3 separate regions of the Homo sapiens genome follow, and regions 1 and 2 are each linked to region 3. Evidence: chromatin loops called from intact Hi-C (ENCODE). Cell type or tissue: Panc1. All regions are shown on one strand. Region 1 has its middle 45 kb from the start of LINC00378. Region 2 has its middle 86 kb from the start of MIR3169. Region 3 overlaps PCDH20 (protocadherin 20).

The links. A loop is a pair of places that touch in the nucleus more often than their neighbours do. Peaks named below come from ENCODE experiments on the same cell type or tissue, not always from the same donor. Only the 100,000 strongest peaks of a DNase experiment are listed, where the experiment ranks them.
Region 1: a loop joins it to region 3, with 3 times the contacts of the local background. A loop is called at or near these places in 15 of 110 quality-filtered maps.
Region 2: it touches region 3 in a loop (5-fold over the local background); 7 of 110 quality-filtered maps call a loop at or near these places.

What each region holds. Positions count from the first base shown.
Region 1 is chr13:60,623,512-60,631,511 of GRCh38, reverse strand. No RefSeq gene overlaps it. Among named protein-coding and RNA genes, the nearest start is that of LINC00378, 45 kb to the left of the region's middle. RefSeq lists an enhancer at 1,823-2,502. In Panc1, CTCF peaks have their summits at 4,024 and 4,230; a DNase peak (open chromatin) is centred at 4,232.
Region 2 is chr13:61,281,890-61,289,889 of GRCh38, reverse strand. No RefSeq gene overlaps it. Among named protein-coding and RNA genes, the nearest start is that of MIR3169, 86 kb to the right of the region's middle. RefSeq lists an enhancer at 4,713-5,214. In Panc1, CTCF peaks have their summits at 3,375 and 3,575 (motif pointing left); no DNase peak of the experiment used is centred here.
Region 3 is chr13:61,407,570-61,415,569 of GRCh38, reverse strand. It overlaps PCDH20 (protocadherin 20), which reads left to right. Exons shown (of 2, transcript NM_022843.4): 1 at 1-543; 2 at 1,604-5,885. The coding sequence starts at 412. The coding sequence ends at 4,327. Among named protein-coding and RNA genes, the nearest start is that of PCDH20, 4.3 kb to the left of the region's middle. In Panc1, CTCF peaks have their summits at 4,456 and 4,667 (motif pointing right); a DNase peak (open chromatin) is centred at 4,699; H3K4me3 peaks cover 1,824 bases; H3K27ac peaks cover 323 bases.

The sequences.
Region 1 (8,000 bases), 780 kb after region 3:
TCAGCTTCCCGAGTAGCTGAGATTACAGGCATGCACCACCACGCCCGTCTAATTTTTTTGTATTTTTAATAGAGACGGGGTTTCTCCATGTTGGCTTGGCTGGTCTCAAACTCTCGACTTTAGGTGATCTGCCCGCCTCAGCCTCCCAAAGTGCCGGGATTACAGGTGTGAGCCACTGTGCCGGGCCGATGAAAGGATCGTCTTAACGAATGGAGTTGAGAAAGCTAGAAGTCCATATGCAAAAGAATGAAATAGTACCCTTACCTTACACCACATACAAATATCAACTCAAAATGGATTAAAGACTTAAATGTGAGACCTGAAACTGTAAAACTACTATGAGTCATAAGGGTAATGATTCATAATATTGGTTTTTTGGATATGACCCCAAAAGCACAGGCAACAAAAACAAAAATAGACAAACGGGATTACATCAAACTAAAAAGCTCTGCACAGGCAAAGAAACAATCAACAGAGTGAAGACAACATCTATGGAATGGGAGAAAATTTTTGCAAACATCTGATAAGGGGTTCATATCAAACAGATATGAATAACTCAAACAACTCAATACAAGGAAACAAATTAACACAATTTTAAAAACAGGAAAAAAAAACAGAATACACATTTCTCAAAAGAAGATACACAAATGGCCAACAGGTATATGAAAAAATGCTCAATATCACCCTATCAGGGAAATATAAATTAAAATCACAATGAGGTATCACTTCAAATCTGTTAGGATGACTATTCTAACAAAACACACACAAAAAAGATAACAAGTGTTGATAAGGATGTGGAGAAAAAGGACCATGGTACACTGTTTGTAGGTATGTCAATTAGTACAGCCATTATGAAAAACAGTATGAAGATTGCTCCAAAAACTGAAAATAGAACTACCCATTTGATCCAGCAATTTCACTTCTGGGTATACATCCAAAGGATATAAAATATGTCAAAGAGATATCTGCACCCCAGTGTTCATTGCAGCATTATTTGCAATAGCCAAGATACAAAAGCAATCTAAGTTTCTGTCAGTGGATGAATGGATAAAGAGAATATGTTGTATATGTACACAATGGAATACTACTCAGTCTTTAAAAAGAAGGAAATTCTGTCATTTGCAACAACATGAATAAATTTGGAGGACATCCTGTTAAGCAAAATAAGCCAGATACAGAAAAACAAATATTGCATGTTCTCAATCATAGAATCTAAAAAAGTTGAATTCACAGAAGCAGGGAGTAAAATGGTGGTTACCAGGTGCTGAAGTGGAGGGAAGGAAAGGTTTGGAAGATGATGGTCAAAGGATACAAAATTTCAGTTAGACAGGAGGAATAAGTTCAAGAGAGCTGTTGTACAACCTGGTGACTATAATGATAATGCATTGTATTCTTAAAAGTCACTAAGAGATTTTAAGTCTTCTCATACCCAAAAAATGATGAAAGGCACTATGTTAGTTTGATCTAGCTATTCTACAACATACACATCTTTCAAAGCATCATGTTGTACATGATGTATATATTTATAATTGCATTGTATATATTTATAATTGTATTGTATACAATTTTTAAAAATTTAAGTAAAAAAGAGAAAAAGGAAAAAAGTATATTCACTCAAAAACCAAAAGAGAAAAAAAGCAAGCCAATAATAAATACAAAATTCTGAATTGCAGTTACCTTGTAAAGGGGAGAAGAAAGGGATGAGATTATGGAGGTATTTACAAGGACATTCAAAATTGATATTTTGCTGTATTATTGTATTTTGTTTTGTTACTTTTAAACTGTATGAATAATATTAAATATTCTGTGTGTATGGTCTATCTCTCTAAAACTAAAATTAAAACACGGACCATCTGAAAACACACACTATTTGCTTTGTACCTTTCATGTGTATCATCTATATTTATTAAAACTAGCTCAGATCCTAACATGAACAAAAATAAATATAATTATATAGGAAAATACATACCCTCTGTAAAACTCCAAACACAATTAAAGAATTATTGTGGTCATTTTAGCATACGTGTAAAAATTTGCACTGAACACCATTTACTGCTAGGGTACTAGAAGGAAGATGGAGCTGTCACGGGTGTCCTCTTCCACATAGCAGGTGGCAATTAGCACTCCAAAGAACTGAAACGGGTTTAATCCTGGAAGCCACAGGATTCCATTTGTGCTTTAAAAGACCACTTGGACTGCTATTTAGTACATTGTAGAAACAGGGAGTTAATTACTGGTAGTCCTAGATTGGAACAGAAGCAGAGGGTAGAACTAGGATTGAGCGGTGTTCGCAGCAACAAAGTCAACAGATTTAAAATCTGTTTTGAAGGTAGAATATGATGTTGATGAATTAGATGTGGAGATAACCTTATAAAATAGTAATATGTCAAAATATCTATAGTTCTCATTCTCTAAAGATGCTTTAGTTACTTCAACAGATTTCTCTGTTGTCTTCATAAGTTCTACAGAAATTAAAAAATAAAAATAAATATCTCTTGGCTAATCGTAACACTGGCAACATGGCTCACGCCATGTCCATGCATATACCTTCCACCAGGGAAAACACGTGGAACCACCAGAAGGTGTCAGAACTGCCACAAACTCTTTCAATTATTGATAATAAATTGTGACACACTATTTTATTCTTTAACATTCTCAAATTTTTATAAAGATAAAGAATTAAAGCCTTTTGCTATCATAGCCAGCTACTGTATGACCCCATTTCCAAATATATTGGTTACATTCTGACCCTGCTTCCTGGAATAATAAAATACACAAATGCTTACTGAGTGCTTGCTAGGTACCAGGCACTGTTTGTAACTCTTGTGAGAATTAACTGGTTTAATCCTCACTTCGGTCCTGGGAGGAAGAGAGTCTCATTATCTCCATTCACAGCACGTGAATCAAACATGTTTATTGCTTCCCAGACTTTAAGTTACAGAAGGAGCTCGGAGTCACACTGACACCGAACTGTGTGTTTTAACATGCCCAAGTTGCACTTGATGGATCTTAAGTGTCTTTACTGATTAATTTTGTTGAAAATACCCAAGGAAGATTCATAAAAATGTAGAAAACATACAAATATTGAGAAAACAAATCAGTCCCTCCCCAAAGATTGAGGATAAGCAATGTCTGTATCATAAAGAGATAAAGAGAAACTAGAAATGCAAGCAAATTTCTAAGCAAATAAACTTGATAGTACCAAGTATTCCAAATGTTATAAAAAATATACAATGAAACCAGCAAGGACCCAAGGACCCCACTTAAAGCTGGAAAAAAAATATGTAACATTGGGATACATAATGCTGAGCTTGATTTTCTTTTTCAACTGTCACACTCTAAACAGATTAAACTTAAAATTTTCTCAGAAGCCACAAGAACCGTATGTGTTTGTTGACAGGGAAGCCATACCACTGGGGCAGAAGTCTCTTACTTGCTTACACTTAAGTACTAAGCCTGTAATGAATGGTTTATAGTGGTACTAAGCCTGTAATGCACGGGTTATAATGGTTTTCAACCTTGACAACACATTAAAATCACCTGGTGTGCTTTCTTAACTAGCTTTCCAACCCCTGAAAGTCTATTCTGTTGGTCTGGAAGCTATCTGAGGCACCAGGAGTTTTTATAAATCCCCAGGAAATTCCAACGTACGATCAAAGCTTGAGAACTACTGCTTTAGATCTAGGCCTATGGAGGTTCTCACCACTGCAACATAGCCATGCTCCGGGCTTAACACTACCTTGAAAGGTAAGAAAATAAGCAAAAGGCTGAAGCCATCTTCTGAATTCCTATAAACCATCATGAGCACTTGGTTAGATTACTTCTTCTGCAAGCACTACCTGTTAGGAAACTTAGCTATCTAGCGAGCCAGCCACCGTTGACAGCTTCTTTTAGATGTATTTGCTTTAACATAACATGTGAACATGCTTGGACAGCAATAAATAGCACAGCTTTCTTCATTGTAACTACGAATTACGTTAACTATGGATTAGACAAAAGAGAAGATGGGAAAGGGAGAAATTGAGGACCTGATATGTGCTAGACATTATGTGCATTTGGCTTTGAATCTTTACAACAATCCTATAAGGAAAGTGTATTTTATTTTATTCCTCAGGAAACTGAGGTTCAGTGGGGATTGAGTGGTCTCCCAAGATCCCAGGGCTACCACAGAGTAACAACACTGGGGAGGTGACACAAACTGCTTTTTACTATACCACACTGCCCCCTAGGGCTACAGGGGTCTATGGCACGCGCTGGAAGTTAAAAGAATTTGAAATACCAGAAGGCAGCAGCCGGCTTGAAATCTTCCCTGGTAGACCTAATTGGATGTGATTGCTCTTTCTCCCAACACTTACAGCCTTTTCTGTGGGTACCACTGGCTTGGCACGGAACTCTTACTGCCTTTTGTTAATTTCTAATTCATGTGCTTTCAACTAATTGCCATTTACGCAAGCTCAGGCAGGGCGAAGACATTCCTGGTATTTTTTAATCTACCTCAGAGCCTAAAATTGCCTTAGAGCAGTGCTTCTCAAACTGTAATGTACATAGGAATCACCTGCGGACCTTGTTAAACTGCAGATTCTAATTCAGAAGGTTTGGGTGGGGCCTGAGATCCTCCATCTCTAACAAGCAGTCAGGGGATGCCAATGGTGCTGGTGAGATCATTCTTACCGTGAATAAAAAGAAGGCAATTATTCCACATAAATGGGGTTTTAAAACTAGACTTGAGGAACAAGCAGCTATGGTTGTGGCTTGTTAACTGAGGTTTCACCACGTATTTCAATCATTTTTTTTAAAAAGGTGCCTCAGTGCTGCATGCAACTATCAAGACTCTACAATCATCCCTTTCCTGTTTAATGAATCTTTGCAGATTGGTTATTTGATAGGTAGGACATCTCAATGTGAAAAGAAAGCACCTACAAAATACAGTTGAATTTCTCATGAATAACACAAAAGAACATTAACTGGTTGGTCAATGTTTTGTTTTGTTTTTAATTAAGGATAGCAGTCTATTCCTTCCACAATTGCTCCTGTAAGCCCTGGGACCTCCTCACATGTGGCCACAGTGTCCTTGGAGCTCCCAGAGTGATTGGGATACTTTTTTTCTTCTTCTTTTGAGAGCATCTCGCTCTTGTCACCCAGGCTGGAGTGCAATGGCGCTATCTCAGCTCACTGCAACATCTGCCTCCCAGGTTCAAGCGATTCTCCTGCCTCAGCCTCCCGAGTAGCTGGGACTACAGGCATGCACCACTACGCCAAGCTAATTTTTGTATTTTGAGACAGGATTTCACCATGTTGGTGGGGCTGGTCTTAAACTCCTGACCTCAGGTGATCCGCCTGCATCAGCCTCCCAAAGTGCTGGATTACAGGCATGAGCCACAGTGCCCAGCCCATGATTGGGGTACTTCTGGGGAAACCTGTGGGTAAACTCTATTAACATATTCTGGACCAAACACGGGCATTACAAACAGCAGCCTCCAGCTCAGCAGATGTGAGTTCAAGCTCTGGCAAACATTTTATTTCTCAAAGCTTCATTTTTCCTCCAGTACCACCCTCATGCAAGACTAAGGACCTTTGGCATAATCCAAAATGCCCAAACTCAATTTATTCACAAGATTATATTCATACACCCCATAGAATAGCTTTTCTCATTCACAATATTTCATTATTGATTTTGTGGTGACACAAAAGAGGGTTTATGCTGTATGTGATACTTTATAAATACTCCTGAAACATGTCATATTGTGGCTCAGAAGAAGACATCTCTATCCCACATTCACCTTTGTGCCCCCCGCTCCCAGACACCATACCATGATGGCATGGAGTTTTATACAGATGTAACTGTGTCCCTTGAGCAGCCTCAATTTCCTCAACTTTAAAAGGGCTAATAATGCCTAGCCTGGATGTTTCCATGAAAATTAAACATATATTTTCCTCCAGAAGTCCCTGGCAACCTCTAGCCAACAAATCCAGACCATTTCCCCCCATGCACCCTCCAATCTTCATCTTACTACCCTCATCCATAACCTCATCTCCCTGTATCTTCTTTCTTTTTAGAGAAATATGACTCTCTGTTAGTCTTTCCAGTTAGGATTCATCCTCTTTTGATGACAACAGTTAGAAATAACAAATAACTTCACACAGTCAGTTCTCTATAAATATTTGTTACATGAATAAACAATTGATCCACCTGTAAAACAAATCAAGGCCAGTAGATCCTAAATATTTAGTTCTAGAAATCTCTACTACTGAGCAAAATCAGTTGGGAAATATTAACAAATAGCAGCTGTTTATGACAAATTCCTTTTAATTCAATTTATTCAAGCCCCCATTCACAAAAAGAAAGGAACAAATCAAAGGTACCACCAATATTTAGAAATCATTTGAGAAATAGTGCAGCAGCCAGAACATCAGGCTGTCAGAAGTACTGTGAGTTTGCCTAAAGCTTACATCTATGACAGCTTTTTTTTTTTTTTTTTTTTTTGAGATGGAGTTTCGCTCTTGTTGCCCAGGCTGGAGTGCAATGGCGTGATCTCAGCTCACCACAACCTCTGCCTCCCAGGTTCAAGCTATTCTCCTGCCTCAGCCTTCCTGAGTAGCTGGGATTACAGGCATGTGCCACCACACCCGGCTAATTTTGTATTTTTAGTAGAGACGGGGTTTCTCCATGTTGGTCAGGCTGGTATCGAACTCCCGACCTCATATGATCCACCCACCTCGGCCTCCCAGAGTGCTGGGATCATAGGCATGAGCCACCATGCCCGGCTATGACAGCTTTTAAGATGTATATAGAAACATGCAAGAAAATGCCCAGCACCAGGAAATTTGTGTGATCCTCTTGATACCCATGTGAGACCACTCATGAATGAACTGAAGATATTGCTACTTCACATTGGAGATTATTATAAAGAGTAAAGGAAATGGCATATGGGTTTTCTATTCCAGCAGCACTTAGTAGATATTCAGAAAATTGCCCATTCTGGCTCATCTTGGTGGCTATTTCCATCCCATTGGCATGGGGAAGAAGAGAAGCAAAGGCTTAATTGACATGTTCGTTGACCTTATTAAAAAAGAAAGCTCTGACCATGACAAACATTTTATGTTAGGCAATCTTCGCTCTTGTAGTCTTCCAAAATCTTATGAGAGGTAGTGTCAAATTCTAAAACATGTAGTTGTACAGGTATGAAAAAATTGCACTCAGTGGCAGGGAAACAGGAAAGATAAACAGAAGAATGGAAAATCCCATCATTGCAAAGAAAAAAAACAAACTTCACAAAAAAAGATCAAATCACACCACCAAATAACATGACACTAAAAAGCTGTAAAAGAAAATCTATGTCCGGGCGCAGTGGCTCACACCTGTAATCCCAGCACTTTGGGAGGCCGAGGCGGGCAGATCACAAGGTCAGGAGATCGAGACCATCCTGGCTAACACGGTGAAACCCCATCTCTACTAAAAATACAAAAAAAATTAGCCGGGCCTGGTGGTGGGCGCCTGGAGTCCCAGCTACTTGGGAGACTGAGGCAGGAGAATGGTGTGAACACAGGAGGCAGAGCTTGCAGTGAGCCGAGATCATGCCACTGCACTCCAGCCTGGGCGACAGAGCCAGACTCCATGCAAAAAAAAAAAAAAAAAAAAAAAAAAGGAAATCTATAAGAAAGCCTTAAAGAAATGTGAAAAAAAAAAGATTATTAATTGAACAAAATTTGGCCTATAAGATAGGCAAACAAGAGACTTTTATCAGAGAGAAAATTTTATTAAAATGAAATTCATATATAAATGGCCCATTTGAGTGAAAGCAATTACCAGCTAAACAAGATTCATAGCAAAATGTCAGAGCCAAATGATTCAATGGCAAACGAAAAACAAAAGTCAGGACACAAGAAAGAGTGCATGTTATTTTATGTTATATATTTATGTACCAATGAAATCACCTTTTCTATTTTTCCCTAAAACTGTTGAGTATTTAAGTAGTAATTGCCTTTAGTGTACTAACTGA
Region 2 (8,000 bases), 130 kb after region 3:
CTTTATTTCTAAAATTTATTTCCTAATAATGATAAAGATGGAAAACATGGATATCTTAGTTGTAGTGTTATTTGCTCTACTAAAAAACACAGAAAGTTTGTTCACATTTTTAAGGGTCCCTTATACATTACTATCTATCTAAATATCATGTATCTATTTATAATCTATCAACTTACCTACTTGTGTATCCACTATATACATTATTCATTAATAAATGATATCTACACATGGCAATTTTTTTTCTTTTAAATATGGACATACTTATTTCTGCAAGGACCACTATGAACTTTTCTCTTTATTGGCGGCCCAAACTCCCTCTGTGAATTCAACAAGCATTAACTGAGGGCTTATTGAAGTGTATTCAAGGCTGGGGACACAAAGACGAAGAAAAAAAATAAAATGAAGGAAAAAAAGTCTTAATAAAGACACAGTCTTGCAAGTAAATATGTGTTTCTCTATGTGATTATTGATAAAAAGTATAAAATGAAAAAATGTTGAATTATTCAATGAACTTCAAAAAATAATGGTTTGGTTGATATGAACTTTGACAGGAAGTGGGACCTTAGCAAGTGGAAGAAATCTCAAATAGGGCATTCTGGCTCTTTTTCTTAACAATCTTACTATATAGATTTCAATGAAAAATACGGATAAAGATTTATATTTTGAGTAAACAGGGTAAAAAAGTATTTAATCTATTTAGCATCCTTTATGTGATGGACATAAAAACAACATAATTTTATTTTTATTACATTTTAGTCATATCGATATTTTCAGTAAATACATCTAAGAATAGTTTATGTCTATCAAACTGAAAGAGTAAATGAAGTCACCTCTGTAGACCACTGTAGACTTGAGCCAAGTCTGCTCTTGGATTGGCTCCCAGAGCTGACATTGATTTCAGTAGCAGTTGCATGCAGAAATCTCAGCAATGAAATTAGCTGATGGACAGGATGTTATTACAAAGAGCGAATCTGTAAAATGTTTCAAATATCAGTAACAGCCAAAAGGGAAAAAAAAGGCAGTTAATCAAATGTCAAAGCAACATCATGTAGAGCCAGTTTTGTCTGTAAAAAAGTACATTTGGTTCTTTGTGACTGAATCAAACTTCATCATCTCAAGACTAAAATATGTGACCTTCTACATTTCAAAGTAGAGGCTTCCATTAAATAACAAATCATTATAATCTGTAAAAAAAGAATCGATGAGGAAAACACACATATTTATGTGGTCTGGGAAAAAATGAAACAATAGAAAAGAAAATATATGAAATATAAGAAAAAGTAGCATTTAGATTCCAATAAATATCTATAGTTCAGAAACACAACCAGAGAAATCCCTCAAACTGTGAATCTGATGATATTACCTCCAGTGGTGGAATTCTTTAGTGGCCTGTCATTTCTTTCACAGGAGACTTAAAGTATCTTAGCATGAAACCCAAGATTATCCATGGCTTGGCTCCCACCTCACTCTACAGCCTATCTCTTCCATGCTTCTCCATGCTCATACCCTTTCCTTCAGACCCACAAACTGTCTTCAGTCCCACATGCTTCCCCACATCTAAGGCCCTTTATATAAACCATTCATCTCTACCAGAGGCTCCTTCTTGAAGCTTATAATTAACTGAGCATACTGCTGTGCTGGCCCAGCAGAGTTGCTTTTAGTGAATCCTGATTCTGGGAAGACTCAGGAAGCTATTGCAAAAAGTGTTAGCATTTTAATATTAATAAAAGCTTTTAAACCATACCCTATTTAAATGAGTTGTCTAAAAATTGTAATGGCTAGGAGATGTGAGGCAATCCATTATTAACATCAGGAATTTTGTGTATCACAAAAGCCTGAGCCTTGAAGTATAATTAACAGAACAGAATTAACTCTCATCATTGAAAAAGAAATCAAATGTAATATTAGAACTTGAAAATGTCTAAAAACAACTGTAACTGGTGAATAGCATTAGCACCGGAAAGCCAGAGACACTTAAAAATGGTGACGACAACCCTTTAAAACAGTAGCAAACAAATGGAACCATCTGTTTCCAGAAACTGAATTTATCCATAGGTGTTCCAGGTCTTTGCAGAATCATCAGTGAATCAAGCACATAATATAATATACCTATTTGCAATTAGAAAATATATAAATTAGAAGGTACATTTTGAAATAGTCATGTATTCAAAATCACTTGTTAATGAGGCATCTGTGAAGGAGTTCTGTTATCCTCAAATATCCAAGTATCTCAGAACCAGATATTATGAGAAATGTTCCACAGTATGTCATAACTGTAAAAGAAATCCACAATTATAATAAGATAATCCATAAAAGCAATAATATATTGTATTTACTGTGACATGGTTTGGCTGTGTGTCTCCACCCAAATCTCATGTCTAATTGTAATACCCATGTGTCAGAAGGAGCCTAGTGGGAGGTGATTGGATCATGGTGGCAGATATCCCCCTTGCTGTTTTCGTAATAATGAGTGAGTTCTCACGAGATCTGATGGTTTAAAAGTGTGGCACTTCCCATTTTGCTTTCTCTGTCTCTCCTGCCACCATGTAAGACGGGCCCTGCTTCTCCTTTGCCTTTGGCCAGGATTGTAAGGTTCCTCCCCAGCCATGTGAAATTGTGAGTCAATTAAACCTATTTTCTTTGTAAATGACCCAGTCTCAGGTAGTTCTTCATAGCAGTGTGGAAATGGAGTAATAAATATTATGAATGGATATTTTATAAATATCTATCTCAGAGGAGGCTGAGAGACTGTTACTTGACCCCAGTGGCCAAGTGGTTAAGTGGTAGGTAGAATCAACTTTTGAGTCTCCATTATTTGACTTTAAAGTCCATATTTTTAGTAAAATATTCCATGGATATTACTAAAGAAAAAGAAAAAAACCTCCCACATTCATTCTATTATCTGCAAAAAATAATACTTGTGGAAGAAGAAAAATTATGTGGTTTTTCTAAGGTTCAAATGCTCTCATATCTTCAGTCATATTTGAGCAAACTGGCCCAATGGGAGATGAACCATAGATGTATTCCTAGCATTTTCAGATGTCATTTCCTATCATTTAAAAAATCTATACTTTTCTACTAGACTTAATTTATCTTTATACTCTGGTCAGCCCATGCAGTGCCTTGTACATACTTAGTCATACAATCCCTGAACTTCAAATTTAGGTATAGCATAAAAATTTTTCTTATAACTAACTACTAAAGAATTATTGTTGCCTAGACAAAATTTATCTCCCATTTTTTCTTCCTTTTGGGTCACTGGGCTTCATTGGCTGGAACATGAGGACGACAGTAAAAGTGGGTAGAATTCACCTATTCTCTGTGCAAGGAAATCTCATAGCATGCCTAGCTCTAGGGAAATCCCACTACTTTTTCTTGTAATTATTTCAGCAATTCAGATGTTAGAGAATTATTACATGACATGACTATTATTCACCCATAGGGGACACAGTCAGATAATAAGACATTTTCTCCCATATTTAAAGGATAGATCTCTCTCCTTTTAGGTATGAACAAAGGCCTTTTGCCCCTATGGCTGCTGGCTGCCATCTTGTGGCCACAATAGAAGTTGATCTAAAGGCTAAGGCAACACAGTGGGCCAGAGTCAAGGGGCTCCACGAAGAAACAGAGATGGAGACTTGAACTCACCAGCTGATTGAGTCTATCCTACGTCTTGCTATGTACTACAATGTTTCCTTATTCATAGAGTTGGTTTGAATCACAGGATCTGTCGCTTATATTTGAGAGCACCTAATTTATATAAGATATATAATTTGGTTAATGAAATAAAAGCTGCATATCAGAATGTACATCTTACCTAAAATGTAGGTCCAATTCGGGAAATGTCACCCCAAAATGTGATGCTTCAGTGTGCTGATCACTTTGAACTGAAGGCACTTGGGAAAACAGTGGATTCAGGCAGAGGCTTTTTCTCAGCTCCTCTAATCTGCATAAAGATGGATCCTCCAAATGAATCTTACATGTCATAAATCCCCTTCTCAGGAATTCTTCCAACCACGAAAGACTGACTTAAATGGCTGGAGAGGAGCCTAGAGGCCAATACTAACCCAGTAAGGCTGTCCTCTCTTCTTAGGGCTGCTCATTGACTACTTTTGTTACGTGGGAGACTTTTTTCTGCATAACAAGACCACCTTTATTCACCATACATTTCCTTGCCTCACCTTCCCATAACTTGTGTTGCCCCAAGAAGCCCCAATTTCCTATTCCTTTCTTTAGCTCAGGATGCAATTATATGAGCTTCAATATTCTGACCCTTCTTTGAGTCTCAGATTTTGCGGAACTCTTGTGCATATATATATGATTAAATGTGGTTTATTTCCTTAATCTGTTTTATGTCAATTTAACTCATAGGCCAGCCAAGGAACGTAGAAGAGTGGAGGGAAGCTATTCTTCACTTGCTTAGACATTCAAGAAAAACATATTCAAATAAAAGTTGTATCATATCTATCAGTCCTGGTCCAATAGTTTCATATAAGCATAATATTGAACTTAATTAAAATTATTTAGAAAAATAGGCATAGTGATACTTTGAATAGCATCGTACCAAAACAGTATTTATTTTTAATTTGTCAAAAGGACAGATTGTGTTACTATTGGCTTAAAGTCATTCAATGGAACCACATTGCACTTAAAAATTCTCTCTTCTAATCAAGGCTCAGTCTAAACTCTCGATTAATTTGGCTTCCAGTGTAAGGATTCATAAGGCCATAAAGTCTTACACTTCAGGCTTCAGTGCAAATGTCACCTCGTCTGAGAAGTTTTATCCTTCCACTGTATCTAAATCCATGTCTTCCTTTCCAGCATTTATCACCTTGTTCACTTCCTTCATAACTCTTATCACTAGCCTGAATGTATTTTGCTTACTTGTTCCTTTACTAATTTATCTCTGTCTACACTTGTGAGATTATTGATTCCATTCTGCTTGAATGGAATCCATTGTTACCTGGGAGACTTTTCTCTGCATAACAAAACCACCTTTATTCACCATACATTTCCTTGCCTAACCTTCCCATAACTTGTGTTGCCCCAAGAAGCCCCAATTTCCTATTCCTTTCTTTAGCTCAGGATGCAATTATATAAGCTTCAATATTCTGGCCCTTCTTTGAGTCTCAGATTTTGTGGAACTCTTGTGCATATAGATATGATTAGATGTGGTTTATTTCCTTAATCTGTTTTATGACAGGGTTCCTGCTTCTCATCCTCAGCATTAAATTCCCAGCAAATAGAACTGGCTCCCAGTAGGCAATCGAGTATTTGTTTAATAAATGAGTGAATGACTAAATACACGAAAGTCCTCTAAAACACCAAGGTTTTCTCAGTTTTGTTTCATAGTACTCTGAATAATATATGGAATATATTTTTCTATTCAAATCATATGAAAAGTAGTGTTCAATTGAGTTTAACAGGCCAGTCTTAAATACATTTGCATGAAATATCCTCCTTCATCTTAACACTTTACTATTTTTTTCCACTTTGTACATTGGTTAGATTATCTCTTTTGAGTGATCAAGAAATATTTAGATAGCTGTGATGAGGGAGGGAAGGAGAACGAGACCTGGACTTTTACAGTGCAGGGCTTCTAAATGACCTACTCTATCTTCTATTCCAATAGAAAAATTGGTCCCCAAAAACGTTTCCTTGATGAATAGCATGGCAATTTCAAAGTTGTGAGTTTTTTCTCTGTTTACATGACCTTAAATTGCAGTGAAATCCACAAGCATTTAAAAGTACAAAGACTGCAAGGCCCTTTCTGACACTCATTTCATGTCTACAATTACCCAAACTCAAAACACATGTGAATAATACTGAATAGAAATACTTCAATACAATTTTTTTCTTTTTAAATAAAATGAAAAGACCTAGGCAGTAGTCTGTACTCTGTTTTTCCACAACTTGAATTTAGATTGACAATATAAAATACCTTTTTTCATCACAGATTTAACAGAAACTATGCCTGATTCTTAAATTCTGATATTCCTGTTTTTGTATCATAGGTAAGGGAAATTGTTTGATAAGCCACTTATATTGTTAGCACTATATTCAGCTATGAACACTGTATTCACTTATATTGTTAGCACTGTATTTTATTTTCTGTGTTCTAATGCTTTGACATTGGAGCCTTGCTGACTTTAGAGGGACTGTACCTCCTAGAGTTAGCCAGTTCTTAGGGATAGTAAACAACTCACCCAGGAACATGCTTTCAAACACAAATCAATGAATCTAGAGTCCAGGACAACATCGCATGTCAGGCTTTCACACTCTAGGTGACTATCCTGTCCTTACCAACCCCTGGGTCAAGTACTAGACAACTATTCTCCAGAACTCACTAGATGACCCCCGTGTTTCTCAGTGTGAACCCCCATTTTATCATATCTTCTTCCTCTTAGGAACTATGTTGTCTTGGTGCATTGGGGCTGTTATAACAAAATATCATAAACTGAGTAACTCAAACGACAGAAATTTATTTCTTACAGTCTTGGGAGTCTGGAAAGTCCAAGATCAAGACACTGATTGACTCCATGTGATGAGAGCCTGCTTCCTAGTTCACAAATATTGCCTTCTAGCTGTGTCCTTACATGGTGGAAAGGGTAAGGGGGTATTTCTCAGACCACTTTTATAAGGGCACTAAGTTCCACCTTCATTTCTACCTCACTTTCCAAAGGTATTGTTACAGGTAGTTAGGCAGACATGAGCAGGGCAGGGAAGGCTCTCCTCCATCCACTAGGAATGTTGGATGATTGTTTGGCAATTATCACATTGCCTCTCTAAAAGTGATAAATTGGTGGTTCCAGGGAGAGGCCAGTTCCTGATGGTCCACACCTGTTGCAAATTGTTAATTGAGTGCAGGCTCCTGGGGGAAGCAACTTCCCAGTCATATGTATCAAAAGACAAAATGGTGGAGTGTCACCTTCTGGGGGCACACCACTGGAAAAGGGAAGAAAGCCTGAGATGGGCTTGCATACAACTTCCTAAACACACTGTGAGTGCTCACCTCCCAAGGGTAAGGAGGGCACTGTGCATGTGGGCCGCCCACCCTAAGGGAAGAATCACTGGAAAGGGGCCAGCCTATAAAGTCCTAGGATCATGATTAAACATGGCACTCGGTGCCTGCTTGGGTCTCTTGAAGTATCCCTTCCTTTATTTTCTATTCCAAAGCTTTTTAAATAAAACTTCCACTCCTGCTCTAAAACTTGCCTCAGTCTCTTTTTCTGCCTTATACCCCTCAGTCAAATTCGTTCTTCTAAGGAGGCAAGAATTAAGGTTGCTGTGGACCTGTACATATTTGCCACCAGTAACTTGAATATTTGCCACGGGTAATGGTACCAACTCCTAATAACATCACCCGGAGAGTTAAAATTTCAAGTTATTAATTGAGGGGCACAAATATTCAGACCATAGTATATGACTAAGAAACTATCTTTTCAGTTGCAATTTTCTTCTAATCTATTCACCTTAGCATACCTACATAATAATAAAACCTCCTAAAATAAATACATAAGGTATATTTAGTTATATGGCAAAAGGGTTATAAAGTTAGTTTCTTAGGATAAAGAAACACACTGAAAACTCCACTAATAAGTTTAAAAACTATGAAAGACCTTGAAAATAAAAAGTTGAGTGAAAAATATCAAATGTGTAATGTATAATCGTTTTTGCATTTAAAATAGTATTCATAAGGTTTTCATAGTTTTGCTTTCAATTTGACCTCATAATTCTATCATTTTGCCCATTGTCTTAAGTTATATTGCTACTTTTTATTTAAAAGGAATCGGGCAGGCACAGTGGCTCACACCTATAACCCCAGCACTTTGGGAGGCCGAGGCGGGCAGATCACTTGAGGTCAGGAGTTTGAGACCAGCCTGGCCAACATGTAGTGAAACACTGTCTCTACTAAAAAATACAAAAAGTAGCTGAGGGTGATGGTGCATGCCTGTAGTCCCAGCTACTTGGGAAGCTGAGGCAGGAGAATCACTTGAACC
Region 3 (8,000 bases):
CGACTTCCTCTCTCTGTTACATCCATATACAAATGCAAGCTTATTTATTTATTTTAATTCTCCCTCTCTTGCTAGCAACCTGTGGACTTGGCATCTGACTGGTGCGGCAAGGAAGGAGGCTGGTAGGTAAGCGCTACTGTGCCCAACCCCGAGCTGCCTCTTCGCAGTCTTCAGGAGCAAGTCCCCCATTCCAGCTCCTCTGGCAGAGTATGGAGTTACCTGCGTCCGGGGCAGGAAACCATGAATGTGCCCTTCTGCCCTCTTGCCTTTCTGCCACTCTTTGAGTTCCCGTCCTTAATTGAAGAGCCAGTGACTATTGGCTGAAGTTCCCCCAGCGATTTGCATGAACCGAGAGGGAGTGTCTTCTGCCGCCCTCCCTTCAAGAGCGCTCTGACTGCAGCCTCCCAGGGAATGCGCGGCCGAGGGAATGCGCGCAGCTCACAGGCCCTGGGAGTGAGCTGGTGCCCGGCGACCTGGCACCCGCGCCTGGATATGGGGCGTCTACATCGTCCCAGGAGCAGCACCAGCTACAGGAACCTGCCGGTAAGGGTTAGGGTCAAGGAACCCCGCGACCCCGACAAGTTGCAGTATTGTGAAGCAATTCCCACTCGGATGGTTTTTCAAACCTTCTACCTTTATCTAAACTTCACGGGAAGGATGGCGCCGGGAGGGAAAGGGAGTTTGGGATAATGTGTCTTCCTTTTAACAAGGAATAGGGAAGTCCGTGGGTCATGAGAGGAAGTTTCTGAAGCAAGAAATGTATCCAGATAAGGTCGAGGGCATCGGGGGTGCGCTCAATCCGCTTTAGCTACAGGGGTTCGGGATCGTTTCCTGCTGCTGGCGTCTGGCTATGAATGCCTACTGCAATTGACAAATTGTTTTTGCATAGCCATTTTCCGCGTTTACTTTGCTTCCCCCTAAGGGAGGGGGATTAGTGACTGCTTGGTAAGGGGTGGAAATCCAGATCCTTTCGGTTTGATTTCAGATGTGTGCTAAAATAAAAATCACTCTTTCCGACCTAAGACCTAAAGTGTTGGAGGTGGAGGAGGAAGTGTTGGTATTTTTTCTATATTATTATTATTATTGCGATTGTGGTTGTTTTTATGGTTCTCTTAGTAAGGGATGTAACACACTGCGTGTTCCAGCACTCTAATGGCAGAATCACTTCAAGGAGAAATAAATTGCCCACCTTTCAGTGCTCTCTACTACCAGCCCCCTCCCTCCCCATCACCTACCCTGGGTTTCCGTGTCGCTTTGCGCAGTCTCTGAGTCGGAATCCTCTCCACTCCGGTGTGTGTTTCCAGGGATGTTTTACGGTTTGGGATTCTGAATGTTAGCTGGATGAGGGTGGTGATGGGGAAACGAGGGGGGAAGGCGGGGGCGGAGGGGATAGAAAGTGAACAGCAAAATTAAGTTTTGGAGACGATATTGCCCCACAGATCTCTCCTTCGCAGCAGGGTTCTTCTCCGCCCCCGTTCTAATTAGAGGTTTTGCTTCTGGGAACGGGGATGGGGACAGCAAGGATCACAGGGGCGCTAGTTTCTCTCTCGGACCCCTATTTCCCCGTGTGTGTAATGAGCTTTCTTCCCTCCCCCAACTCCAGCATCTGTTTCTGTTTTTCCTCTTCGTGGGACCCTTCAGCTGCCTCGGGAGTTACAGCCGGGCCACCGAGCTTCTGTACAGCCTAAACGAGGGACTACCCGCGGGGGTGCTCATCGGCAGCCTGGCCGAGGACCTGCGGCTGCTGCCCAGGTCTGCAGGGAGGCCGGACCCGCAGTCGCAGCTGCCAGAGCGCACCGGTGCTGAGTGGAACCCCCCTCTCTCCTTCAGCCTGGCCTCCCGGGGACTGAGTGGCCAGTACGTGACCCTAGACAACCGCTCTGGGGAGCTGCACACTTCAGCTCAGGAGATCGACAGGGAGGCCCTGTGTGTTGAAGGGGGTGGAGGGACTGCGTGGAGCGGCAGCGTTTCCATCTCCTCCTCTCCTTCTGACTCTTGTCTTTTGCTGCTGGATGTGCTTGTCCTGCCTCAGGAATACTTCAGGTTTGTGAAGGTGAAGATCGCCATCAGAGACATCAATGACAACGCCCCGCAGTTCCCTGTTTCCCAGATCTCGGTGTGGGTCCCGGAAAATGCACCTGTAAACACCCGACTGGCCATAGAGCATCCTGCTGTGGACCCAGATGTAGGCATTAATGGGGTACAGACCTATCGCTTACTGGACTACCATGGTATGTTCACCCTGGACGTGGAGGAGAATGAGAATGGGGAGCGCACCCCCTACCTAATTGTCATGGGTGCTTTGGACAGGGAAACCCAGGACCAGTATGTGAGCATCATCATAGCTGAGGATGGTGGGTCTCCACCACTTTTGGGCAGTGCCACTCTCACCATTGGCATCAGTGACATTAATGACAATTGCCCTCTCTTCACAGACTCACAAATCAATGTCACTGTGTATGGGAATGCTACAGTGGGCACCCCAATTGCAGCTGTCCAGGCTGTGGATAAAGACTTGGGGACCAATGCTCAAATTACTTATTCTTACAGTCAGAAAGTTCCACAAGCATCTAAGGATTTATTTCACCTGGATGAAAACACTGGAGTCATTAAACTTTTCAGTAAGATTGGAGGAAGTGTTCTGGAGTCCCACAAGCTCACCATCCTTGCTAATGGACCAGGCTGCATCCCTGCTGTAATCACTGCTCTTGTGTCCATTATTAAAGTTATTTTCAGACCCCCTGAAATTGTCCCTCGTTACATAGCAAACGAGATAGATGGTGTGGTTTATCTGAAAGAACTGGAACCCGTTAACACTCCCATTGCGTTTTTCACCATAAGAGATCCAGAAGGTAAATACAAGGTTAACTGCTACCTGGATGGTGAAGGGCCGTTTAGGTTATCACCTTACAAACCATACAATAATGAATATTTACTAGAGACCACAAAACCTATGGACTATGAGCTACAGCAGTTCTATGAAGTAGCTGTGGTGGCTTGGAACTCTGAGGGATTTCATGTCAAAAGGGTCATTAAAGTGCAACTTTTAGATGACAATGATAATGCTCCAATTTTCCTTCAACCCTTAATAGAACTAACCATCGAAGAGAACAACTCACCCAATGCCTTTTTGACTAAGCTGTATGCTACAGATGCCGACAGCGAGGAGAGAGGCCAAGTTTCATATTTTCTGGGACCTGATGCTCCATCATATTTTTCCTTAGACAGTGTCACAGGAATTCTGACAGTTTCTACTCAGCTGGACCGAGAAGAGAAAGAAAAGTACAGATACACTGTCAGAGCTGTTGACTGTGGGAAGCCACCCAGAGAATCAGTAGCCACTGTGGCCCTCACAGTGTTGGATAAAAATGACAACAGTCCTCGGTTTATCAACAAGGACTTCAGCTTTTTTGTGCCTGAAAACTTTCCAGGCTATGGTGAGATTGGAGTAATTAGTGTAACAGATGCTGACGCTGGACGAAATGGATGGGTCGCCCTCTCTGTGGTGAACCAGAGTGATATTTTTGTCATAGATACAGGAAAGGGTATGCTGAGGGCTAAAGTCTCTTTGGACAGAGAGCAGCAAAGCTCCTATACTTTGTGGGTTGAAGCTGTTGATGGGGGTGAGCCTGCCCTCTCCTCTACAGCAAAAATCACAATTCTCCTTCTAGATATCAATGACAACCCTCCTCTTGTTTTGTTTCCTCAGTCTAATATGTCTTATCTGTTAGTACTGCCTTCTACTCTGCCAGGCTCCCCGGTTACAGAAGTCTATGCTGTCGACAAAGACACAGGCATGAATGCTGTCATAGCTTACAGCATCATAGGGAGAAGAGGTCCTAGGCCTGAGTCCTTCAGGATTGACCCTAAAACTGGCAACATTACTTTGGAAGAGGCATTGCTGCAGACAGATTATGGGCTCCATCGCTTACTGGTGAAAGTGAGTGATCATGGTTATCCCGAGCCTCTCCACTCCACAGTCATGGTGAACCTATTTGTCAATGACACTGTCAGTAATGAGAGTTACATTGAGAGTCTTTTAAGAAAAGAACCAGAGATTAATATAGAGGAGAAAGAACCACAAATCTCAATAGAACCGACTCATAGGAAGGTAGAATCTGTGTCTTGTATGCCCACCTTAGTAGCTCTGTCTGTAATAAGCTTGGGTTCCATCACACTGGTCACAGGGATGGGCATATACATCTGTTTAAGGAAAGGGGAAAAGCATCCCAGGGAAGATGAAAATTTGGAAGTACAGATTCCACTGAAAGGAAAAATTGACTTGCATATGCGAGAGAGAAAGCCAATGGATATTTCTAATATTTGATATTTCATGGTGGAATAACACAGAGAAATGTTTTAACTGACTTTGGATCTTCATCACCTAAAAAAGAGTGTGTTGATGGCAGTTCCAATGAAGGACAACTAATTTATAACTTGTTCTATATTGTAAATAGCTGTTTACAGGTTTTTAAATTTAAATTCAGAGGTTATAAAATGTGTACAGCATTTTTAAGTGAAAATTAGTACTAACAGCTATAGGACTTGTATTTAAAAAAAAAAAAAAAGCTTGGACATGGTTTGCAGCTTTCATACACCAAGCAGATGATTGATAAAACCTGGGAGTAAGGTAAGAAAAATGGAACAAATTTTTATCTAAAAATTCCTGTCACCACAAGAGGGCATCAGCTGCTCCTTTGCAGGAAACTGGGGTATTGTACTTGGCAGTTGTACATGAAATTAATGAAAGAGTATATTTTAAATATATTGTTTTTAACATTAAACAAATATGAAATTAAAGTAAATTAAATTTCACCCTATTTAAACATATGATAAAAAAAGAAATGCACTTGTAAACAGAATGTTTATTACCTCATAAGTGCATATATAGTGTGAAAGAGAAGGCATTAAAAAGAAGTGCAATTCCTTTTTAGCAAGGATAAAATCATTGCCTTGTGTTACAGATTCAGCCTGCTGAAGAGTATTCCACTTTCTGTGTACTCGAATTGCTTTCTGTTTGCTTTACCACTGCACTTGTTATTATTACAAGGGAAATAGATTTATACATACATATATATATTCTTCATTACAGGAAATGTAACTAGATATTGTGCCCAAGAAAAACAGCCAGAAGCAAAGAAATGCTTCAATCTTTAGTTGCTTCATAGGCATTCATGACATTTTAGTGCTTTCACAACTTGTTGGTCGTACTTTATACTTGGGTTATATATTAGACTTTTATAGGCTTGAAATCATCCATCACATAAGAAAATAGAAATCATATTAAAAGTGAATTCTTCTAGAGGCTTGTGTACACTACTGGTTGTTTTAGTTGGGCCTTTTATATGAAAGTTATACTGTACTTATCTTTTTGTTGTTGTTTAGGTTTGTTGACTACCATTTCTGGCTTCCTTTCTTTGGTTTTGGATTAAATCCAACAGTTTATTTGTAAGCCCTGCAGCAGATTTCTTTGATAATTTAGCTTTTACTGAATCTCTTGCAATGAAGAAAGCTATTTCATCAGTGATTTATCACTTTCAATTCATTGTGTGAGCTGGAAATATTATTTTATATGAGAGCTATAGCAAAATAATCTGTATAAACAAGGAATGTGTTAGCTTAAACTGGATCATTTTACTTTTTGGCATCATGCATCTGTACTGTACCAAAAGTGTTTATATGTCTGCAAATTAAAGGTATATATTTTCATAATTTCTTTCTCACTTTTAGCATTTTATATTTGAACATGGGCTTGTTATTTCACTGAAGTGCCTGTCATTTGTTTGTTTTTAGGGTTAAATGTGGGTAACCTGTAGTATTCTGCTATACTAAAGTTTATATTAAATGAATTCATTACTCAATTAAACATTGGGTAAATTATTAAATGTGTGTGTAGTTATAGACATATATATAGTAGAAAGAGAGTATGCCTAAATGTTTGATGTAAGTTCATATGAAAATTTGCACCCATGTATGTGCACATGCATATTAATTTATTATAGATTTAATATCATTATAAATTTTCATTTTACTACAGATTTATAACAAATCCTCTGTTAGCTGTGTTGCAATAGCTTGCAATAATTTTTAAAACAAAAATACTCTACAAAAAAGACATTGAATGCAAACAACCAAGTTCTTTTAGATTTGTATTAATTAACTCATTTATCTTATTTTTCTTCAATTTGAGAATTTCAATAAATAAAATAATAAGTATATGAGGCAGCAATGTTTGTTACAAAAAGTAAATATATTTTTATTGGAAATTCCTTTTGTACGAGAGGCATCTGAGCTAAGAGACTAAGATCATTTAACCCCCAAAACTTTTCATTTATAACTGATATGTAGCAATGGAGGAAACATCTCTTACTAGTCATATTTTATTTCTTATTTCTCTTTTTTAAAGAAAGGAACTTCATGAGATAAAAGTAACACTATTTATTTTTAAGAAGCCTCCATAAGTGCAATAATTTTACCATCAGTATAAATAGCACAATTTTCGATTCATTTCCAAATCTGAAGAAGGTTCATGTGTTTTGGGGAATGGACTTGATCTCCAGCATGAGAAATGCCTGTAACATTAATAAAAAGATGTATTTCTGAATAACTTCTTGTGGCAGGATTTCCTTTACAAAAACATCTCATTCACATTAAAAACATTAATAGCGAGGAAAGCTAAACTAAATTAAACTAAAAGATAAAAGCCCCTTTTTACTGACACCTTGTGCTAGAATAGTTGCCAAAATGTATGCTAATCATGTCAATGTTGTTAGTTGAGCTGGCACAAAAATAAATGTTCCATTCATTAAAACCCCTAATATCCATTTAACAGTTTGTGAACCAATGAGTTCTCTTTGCCCAATTTAATGAAGAAGAGATTGCTGTGATCTTTGCACTGCCAAATTCACTCTTACACTACAGAGAAAATTGTTCATTAATTTGAATTGGGAAGTTTAAAACCAACATAGCAATTTCAGCTACAGGGAAAAAAACAATTTACGTTATTTGACTACTTAGGGTAGATTTCCTGACCCTATTAAAAAAAAAAAAAAAAAAAAAAAAGCCCTCCTGGCAGTTAGGCTTTCATCAATGGTAGTTGGAAAAGAAGAGAAAAATAAATTCTTTTTAAACAGTTTTGTAGTATTGATGCATTAAAAAATGTAAATTTTGAGTGTTTTAGATGTTCTACATGTATTTTAGGAAAACACCAGGCATGATTTTACTGTGAAATAACATCACTGGAAACAATTTTTAGGAGTGGTGTATGAAGCTGATTTGATTGCAGTAAGATCTCTCACAAGGATTCTAATTTGTGCTCCCAGAAAATGCCTAAATTGACAACTATAAAGGGGGAAATTAAGCAAACCTCTGTCCTCTGGATGTTCAGGTTCCGATCTCTCCTCCTGAGGTGAGGACTCTGTGAGGTCCTGATCCCTGGCAGACAATGGAGAATGTAATGAAACTGCAGCACCAACCAGCTGGTGTTCTTCAAATCGTTGGGCAGCCTCAATTCATGGAGGCCAGGGACATAAATACCTGAGCATTTTCATCGCTCTATGGTAAATTTGCTCACTGAAAAAAGTCAAAATTGCCACGAAATGCCATATTGCAGATCTAGGCATTCTCTGCCTAGCACTGTGCCTTTATGTGCAAGTAGTCAATAAATATTTATTGAAGAGAACTGATGGGCCCACAAGAAGACTCAGAGAAAAAATCAATTAAAACAATTTGGATTCCTGAGCTAAAAAGTCGCAGCACAGTATTTTTTTTTAGTTATTTCTATTTCTAATAACAAACCATGTATATTTTTCAGATAATATATACATAAATACATAACCTATAATCATTTTTAAATGTCACTTTTTGTATATATTGTCCTTATATAGTAGCATTTGTAAAATAGACTCCTAAACTAGGAACGTCTTCCTTTAAGGATATAAAACAAAATTGAGTGAACTTTAAAACTTAACCCACTAATGTCAAGAAGTAAGAATACCGTG